Regions from separate parts of the Mus musculus genome. Here region 2 is linked to region 1. The links are chromatin contacts, found by Hi-C in ENCODE. All regions are on one chromosome and are shown on one strand. Each heading gives the region's core, a stretch centred on a gene start or an enhancer-like site at or near the end of the contact. The rest is flanking DNA. Distances are from core to core; before and after follow the strand shown.

Region 1 (3,596 bases), core at 254-2,753:
TGAGCTATCCATAAAAATACAAATATTTTTAAGGAGTCCCACTGCCCCTCCAAAATCTGAGCACCAGTGTCATAAAATGCTATTGCTAAAAATAATTGGGTACACAGAATTTGGGGAAGCAACTTTGTTTTGTTTTTTCTTTTCTTTCTTTCTTTTCTTTTCTTTTTTTTTTTTTTTTTTTTTGTTTCGTTTTGTTTTTTGAGACAGAGTTTCTCTGTGTAGCCCTGGCTGTCCTGGAACTCACTCTGTAGACCAGGCTAGCCTTAAACTCAGAAATCCACCTGCCTCTGCCTCCCGAGCGCTGGGATTAAAGGCGTGCGCCACCACGCCCGGCTAGGGAAGCAATTTTCAAATTGCATTCTCATTGACTTTGGTTTTCCGAGACAGGATTTCTCTGTGTAGCCCTGGCTGACCTGGAACTCACTTTGTAGACCAGGCTGGCATCAAACTCAAATCTGCCTGCCTCTGCCTCCCAGGTCGTGCACCACCACTGCCCGGCTCTCAGACTTTTTTTAGACTTTCTAAAGCTCTCAGCCTTATAACTGTTCTTTCACGTGTTTAAATAATTGTTTGTATGCATTTCTTTTCCTTCAGGCAGCCCAGGCTGGCTTCCAATTCACTAGGTAGCCTAGGCTAGCCTTGCACTTTCTGATTCTTTTTCCTCTCCCTTCTAAGTACTGAGGCTGCAATTCTTAGCTGCACACCCAGTCCTAAAAAGAAACTTCTTGAGGAAGGGGACTAAGAGTGATGGAGGAGGCGGCGCTCATAATGTCAGGAATTCTGGGGACAATGGAAGCATAAAGGCAACAGGAGAGTGCAGTGGGTTTTGTTTTGTTTTCACCATGTAACAGGTAACTAAGAATTGACTGGAGGTCAGCACTCTGAGAAGTGCTGGAGAATGAAAAGTATGCTTGAAGCAGATGTCAAGATGCTATGCAAAGGCAGAAGAGTCTCTTCTAACTCAAACTTGAGGCTCTGAGGCTGAGCTTCCCGGCGGCCCTGTGTGCTGGGAATTCCGAAATATATATTCCAGAAGTGAGTCAAGTCATGGAGAAGGCAAGATTTCAGCATAGGCAAATTCATGTATTTAACTTAATTTTTACCCCCTCCTGCTTAGAAAAATAATTATATAAGTGTGGTGTGTGTGCGTGCATGCCGAGCGTGTTTTTAAAAATGTCCTCCTGCCCGGTAGTGGTGGCACACGCCTTTAATCCCAGCACTTGGGAGGCAGAGGCAGGCTGATTTCTGAGTTCGAGACCAGCCTGGTCTACAGAGTGAGTTCCAGGACAGCCAGGGTCACACAGAGAAACCCTATCTCGAAAAACCACCCCCCCCCCAAAAAAAAAAAAAAAAAAGTCCTCGCAAAAAGCCTCTATTTCCCTTTCTCATCGCCCATCCTCCATGCTCGTTGAGAGGAGGAAGATGACATTCATCCTCCTACCGGCAGGGGGCGATAGCCCGCGCATCTTGAGGCCTACAGCCACTCTTTCTCACGTCGCTTGCGTGCTGGTGGTGCTACATACTGCGCATGCGTACGTGACTCCGGTCTTTTTCCCCCTTAGCGCGGCCGACTCTGCAGGTCTGCGTGGAGCCGCGGTTGCGGGTCTCTATTCCGCAGGATGGTGAGTGGGCATCTGGGTCTCAGGCCCGTGCGTGCACCGGGGTGCCCCCTCCTCTCGCGGATGCCCGCTCGGGGTCGGCTCGTGCGACCCGGGGGGCAGATGGCATTCGATTCCCGGCTCTGCGCCCGCCGTTCCAGCGTGGCCTAATGGCTGCCGGGTGCCAGCCGGGGGAGGGGCCGCGGCGGAGGGTGCTCGGGACGAGGCTTCCGAGTCCGGCTGCCAGCCGCAGTTGTCTCCGGGGTCGTCAGGAGGCCGTGCCACGGAAGCCCGAATCCCTCGGCCTCGCACAGAGCCCTGAAGCCGGGAGTGTCTGTCAGTGGAGGCCGTGGCGCTGCTGCGTCCCGGAAGGGATGTGGCGGCCCCTGGCTCTTCCTGGCCAGAGTCTGGCCCTGTTTTCAGAGATTTGCTGAGATCGGACTTGAGAGGTGGGGTGCAGCTCTTCATTTGCGAGGAGTAATTGTAGATCGTACTCTGCCATTTGAGCCCGGTTTAGGCAGGGAGGAAGTGAGCGCCGAGTGGTTGAACTTTCTCGGTGAGGTGTGCAGTTGTCGGCACAGATTGGCTCCGGTGTAGGTGATACATCCCGGCGGTTTGGCGTAGGGATCGATCAGTGGTACAGGAATTGAAAGATTGTTTAAAGGCAGTACGAAAATGTCTTTGTACCTGCAAGTTGTAGTAAGGAGCCTGCAGTTGTGGATGGAGCGACTTGGGTCGGTGCCCTATTCCGCCCAGCCATCTTTACGTGTTTTCTGAGGCTTAGTTAGGTGTGTTTGGCGAAGAGAACCAGTGCAACAGCAGTTCTCCATCTGGTTCTTAACCCATCTGTCAGATATTTGTATTAACGATGAATAACTACAAGATTAAATTAACGAAGCAGCAACGAGATTTATGGTTTGGGGAAGGGTCACCACAGCATGAGGAACTAACCTTATTAAAGGTTGAGCACTGCACAACAGCGATTCTTGTTTCCGGTCAGCTTAGAAACATGCTATAGAAGTTGACACTTGTAATAATTTGCTTTTGAAACTTGGGCATGATTTTGTTACATAGTTAAATAAAAAAATACAGACCAAAACCCAGGTGGTTCTTGCCTATTAATTCGGCGCTCAGAAACTACCAAATGCTAGGTCATGTTGGGCTACATAGTTGGCCTGTATCAAAAGAAAAAAGTCATGGGACGAAACAATTAGCAAAGCCCTGATAATTTTTTTTTTCCTTTAAAGGGGTTTGTGAAAGTTGTCAAGAATAAGGCCTACTTTAAAAGATACCAAGTGAGATTTCGAAGGCGGCGAGGTATGAACTTTTTCTGTTTTAGTTTCTGAAGACTGTTTCAAGGTGGAACCTTCCCTGGTTAAATTTTTTTTTCCCCTTGCAGAGGGTAAAACTGACTACTATGCTCGAAAACGATTGGTGATCCAGGACAAGAATAAGTACAACACACCCAAATATAGGATGATAGTTCGTGTAACTAACAGAGATATCATCTGCCAGGTGAGTTATGTCCTAGACTTGAGTAGTGTGGTCAGACGCATCAACTCTAACTTTTGGGAGAGACTATTTTCTTGTGTTAGTAGATTTCAGTGGCGGGTGGGGGGGGTGGGGGTGGGGGGAAGGTTTGGAAATCCTGGCTTTGCTTAATTTCCATTATGGAATTTGAGAGGAGGACTGGGAAATCTGTTGATATGAATAGTCTTCCAATTACCTTCATCTGTCACGCATTAACTCCTGGTGCTTACTTTATGGGCTTGTGTGCCATTTTACTGATTTAAAAAGGCTGGTAATAGGGTGGTAGGACTCTTGTTGCCAGGCAGGGTTGCTCATCTGTCATCCCAGCATGACAAGCTATTTCTATTTACTGTTTGAAATAGGTTTTAAAATACACAAAAATGTCTTCCACTTTGAAAGCCCTTTAAAAATGGCAGTCCCTGTATTCAGGGCTTTTACAATAAAAATTTGCTGGTCAGGAGATAGGTG
Region 2 (3,559 bases), core at 697-3,196, 6.8 Mb after region 1:
GTGTGTGAGGCATAAGCCCTCGGGCCCAGAACTTGGGAGGCAGAGGCAGGAGGCCAGTATCAACTACACAGTGCCCTCTAGCTTGGGTTGGACAGCAAGACCCTCTTTCAAAGGAGGAGAGGGAAATGCAGGAGGAGGAAGAGGAAGAGGAGGAGGAAATGCAGGAGGAGGAAGAGGAAGAAGAAGAGGAGGAGGAGGAGGAGGAGGAGGAAAAGGAGGAGGAGGAAGAGGAGGAAGAGGAGAGGAAATGCAGGAGGAAGTCCCTGAAGTCATACCACTCTTAGGAGCAGGTGGGTTTCTATGGCAACTCTACTGTAGAAGAAACTGAGGCCCAGAAGGAAGCAGGCTTGCCCAAAACAAATCAGAAATGAACCCCAGGTTTCTCCGGATCTAACTCACATATGCCTGAGGTTCTCAGTACAGCTCAAGGAGTTGTCAACAGATGTGTGTACTGGGCTCCTTCAATGGCCTGATGGCTCTTTCTGGCTTAATCATGCCAGATGGGGGTGCCACCTCCTCCCCCATTGGAGACGGAGCCTGGGAAAGGGTAGCCCTAGGGTCAGAGAGTGACCAGCCCAGGTTGGCCATCTCTGGCATGCTGCAGGTTTGAACCTGGTTATTGGCTGTGGAGAGCCAACAACACTGTACAGCCAGCTCCAGGTGAAACAGAAACATCAGGCAGGCACCACGAGGAACAACAGAATGGAGGAGTGAGAGAGCAGAAAAACTTGGGAAGCAGAGGCAGAAGGAAGTGGGTGGGAAAATAGAAGAAAAAAGAATGATCGAAGCTGGGCAGTGGTGGCGCATGCCTTTAATCCCAGCACTTGGGAGGCAGAGGCAGGCGGATTTCTGAGTTTGAGGCCAGCCTGGTCTACAGAGTGAGTTCCAGGACAGCCAGGGATACACAGAGATACCCTGCCTCAAAAGGAACAAAACAAAACAAAACAAAAAGGAATGATCGAATATTTATCTATATCTTTACATTCTCGTGGAGGGCACTATTTTAGTATTATTTAGTAAAGTAAAATACTATTTTAATATTGTACATTATTTTAGGGCTTGAACTCAGAGCTTTGAGCATGCTACATATGCCCAATCCCTTTTTATGTCTTTCTCTTTTTACTGGTATTAGGTAGTTAATGCATGGACGTAAGCAACCATGCGAGTTACAGTTATTAAAACCTTTGTACCCAAGCCGGGCATGGTGGCACACACCTTTAATCCCAGCACTCAGGAGGCAGAGGCAGGTAGATTTCTGAGTTTGAGGCCAGCCTGGTCTACAAAGTGAGTTCCAGGACAGCCAGGGCTATACAGAGAAACCCTGTCTCGAAAAACCAAACCAAACCAAACAAAAAAACAAAAAACTTTGTACCCACTACCAATTTTTTTTAAAGATTTATTTATTTATTATATGTAAGTGTAGCTGTCTTCAGACACTCCAGAAGATGGAGTCAGATCTCATTACTGATGGTTGTGAGCCACCATGTGGTTGCTGGGATTTGAACTCCAGACCTTCACAAAGCCACCGTCAGAAGAGCAGTCGGGTGCTCTTACCTACTGAGCCATCTCACCAGCCCCTCACCACCAATCTTAAGGCTACAGTAGTGTACCAATGACGGAGGTCATTACAGAGGCCAGCGGTTCTCGGGTTCTCGGCCTCCGTTGCCTACGGGACACACCCGCGGATCTTTGCAAATCATTTATTTCCTCACTCTGGCCAGGGGATGATTCTCATTAAACCTACCCTCACTCCTCCACCTTCCTCCGGTAACCCCACCCCCACCCCCCCACCCCCACCCATCATCCTGACTGGGTCACTAAGGTTTCTTTTCCTTACCCTACATCAAGGACTAACAAGTACTGTCGATTTACCTCCCACCGCCAGGTGGCGCCAGAGAAAAAAACCACCCACCATTCCTTTTTCCTGGAGAGCGGCGGGTGTCGCGCGGGAGGAAGTTTGTCCATCGCCGTGCTCCGTTGTCCCGCGGGCTGCCCGGCAACCGGCGAGGAAACGGCTGGCGTCTGTGCAGTGGGCGCCTGGGGACCCTCGGAGCGAGCGGGCGCGTGATCGAGCTAAGGCCGGCGACCCTTCTCCGCGAACTTCGGACACGGAGTGCATGAGTCAGAGGTTAGGCTGGGCCGAGGGGCGGGGACGTGGCATCCTTGTAGCCGCGGGACCTGTAAAAAGTTGTATGCCTAGCGCTTGGCACATACCCGTCATCTTCACATCATTGTCGCAGGTTATTTCTGCTTGCTTTTTGAGACAGGGGGCTTTCTGGTTTGCTCAGGTTGGCTTTGAACTCCTGGACTCAAGTGATCTCTTCACGCCTCGGCTTCCAAAGTACGCGGGACCGCTGGGGCATGCCCCTGGGACCTGCTTGTCACTGTAGTTTTTATGCAGAATGTAAAAAACCTCTATTTCCTATCCCAGGCATGTCAGGACATTTTCTATGTCTGCAATCTCCCTGATAATGGCTGGCCACTACTGGACACAGTGCACGTTTATTTAAATTGATAATTTGCAGCCTTGGTGGCAAATCTTTTAAAACTTTCTGGCATGGGCCTCCTTCACAAAATTTGATCATTCGGTTGTCCTAGGGTGGGAACGTGGGCCTTAAAGCTGTGAGAAAGGTGCAGCCAAGGGGCGAGTGACATCAATAGAGAGAGGAGGCATCCGAGTGGGAGTGGGGCTTTAAAACTGTGAGAAAGGTGCAGCCAAGGGGCGAGTGACATCAATAGAGAGAGGAGGCATCCGAGTGGGAGGGGGGCGGTCCCTGGCTTTACAACTGGCTTACTTTCTGCCCACTGCTGTTTCCTTCAGATGGCTCTCCCCACGTTGCCCTCTTATTGGTCCAGCCGGAAACACATGGATCTTCGCCAGCGCCAGCATCAGCAGGAGGACCAGTTTCGCCAGCAGTGGGAACAGAACAGTCGCTATTTCAGGACCTGGGACATCCACAACTCGAAACAGATCGAATGGAGCTCCAAGATCTCCTACCAGCGGAGGCAAGTGTCTGTGTGTTGTCCTGCCCACTGGTTCCTACCACGGTTCGGGGAATGTAGCCTAGGGGCTTAGGGACTGTGGCTTGAATTATCTCCTGATGATGCTGGAAACTGTGCTGTGCTGGGGAGAAGTACTGTACATTTTGTTTTTTGTTTTTTGTTTTTGTTTTTGTTTGTTTTTTTGATTTTTCGAGACAGGGTTTCTCTGTGTAGCCCTGGCTGTCCTGGAACTCACTCTGTAGACCAGGCTGGCCTCGAACTCAGAAATCCACCTGGCTCTGCCTCCCAAGTGCTGGGATTAAAGGCGTACGCCACCATGCCCGGCAGTACTGTACATTTTAAAAGATAAACCAGAAGGCAGCGCTAGTGTCTTCTCGGTAGGTGTTTAGCCCCCCCCCCCAAGAATTACATAGAAATGTACATCAAACTGTGACCTGGTGTGACTGATGTCCAGGGAACTCCTTAACCTAGCATGCACGCCTACCATTGTGAGAAGATGAAGGAGGAGAAGAGGAAGATTCTGGAGCTCCGGCGGGAGAGGCTCAGAGAGCTTCTC

What was found. A loop is a pair of places that touch in the nucleus more often than their neighbours do.
Region 2: a loop to region 1 is called in a map of T-helper 17 cell, with 19 times the contacts of the local background. The contact joins the promoter of Tchp here to the promoter of Rpl5 in region 1. A Hi-C loop is called at or near these places in 5 of 37 maps with a recorded cell type or tissue (T-helper 1 cell, T-helper 17 cell, T-helper 2 cell and 1 more).

The regions. Positions count from the first base shown.
Region 1 is chr5:107,899,025-107,902,620 of GRCm38, forward strand. It overlaps Rpl5 (ribosomal protein L5), which reads left to right and starts at 1,504. Exons shown (of 8, transcript NM_016980.2): 1 at 1,504-1,622; 2 at 2,846-2,915; 3 at 2,998-3,113. The coding sequence starts at 1,620.
Region 2 is chr5:114,705,833-114,709,391 of GRCm38, forward strand. Tchp (trichoplein, keratin filament binding) reads left to right here and starts at 1,947. Exons shown (of 13, transcript NM_029992.2): 1 at 1,947-2,128; 2 at 2,822-3,006; 3 at 3,475-3,559. The coding sequence starts at 2,822. Gm34931 (a long non-coding RNA gene) reads right to left here and starts at 1,987. Exons shown (of 3, transcript XR_387595.3): 1 at 1,913-1,987.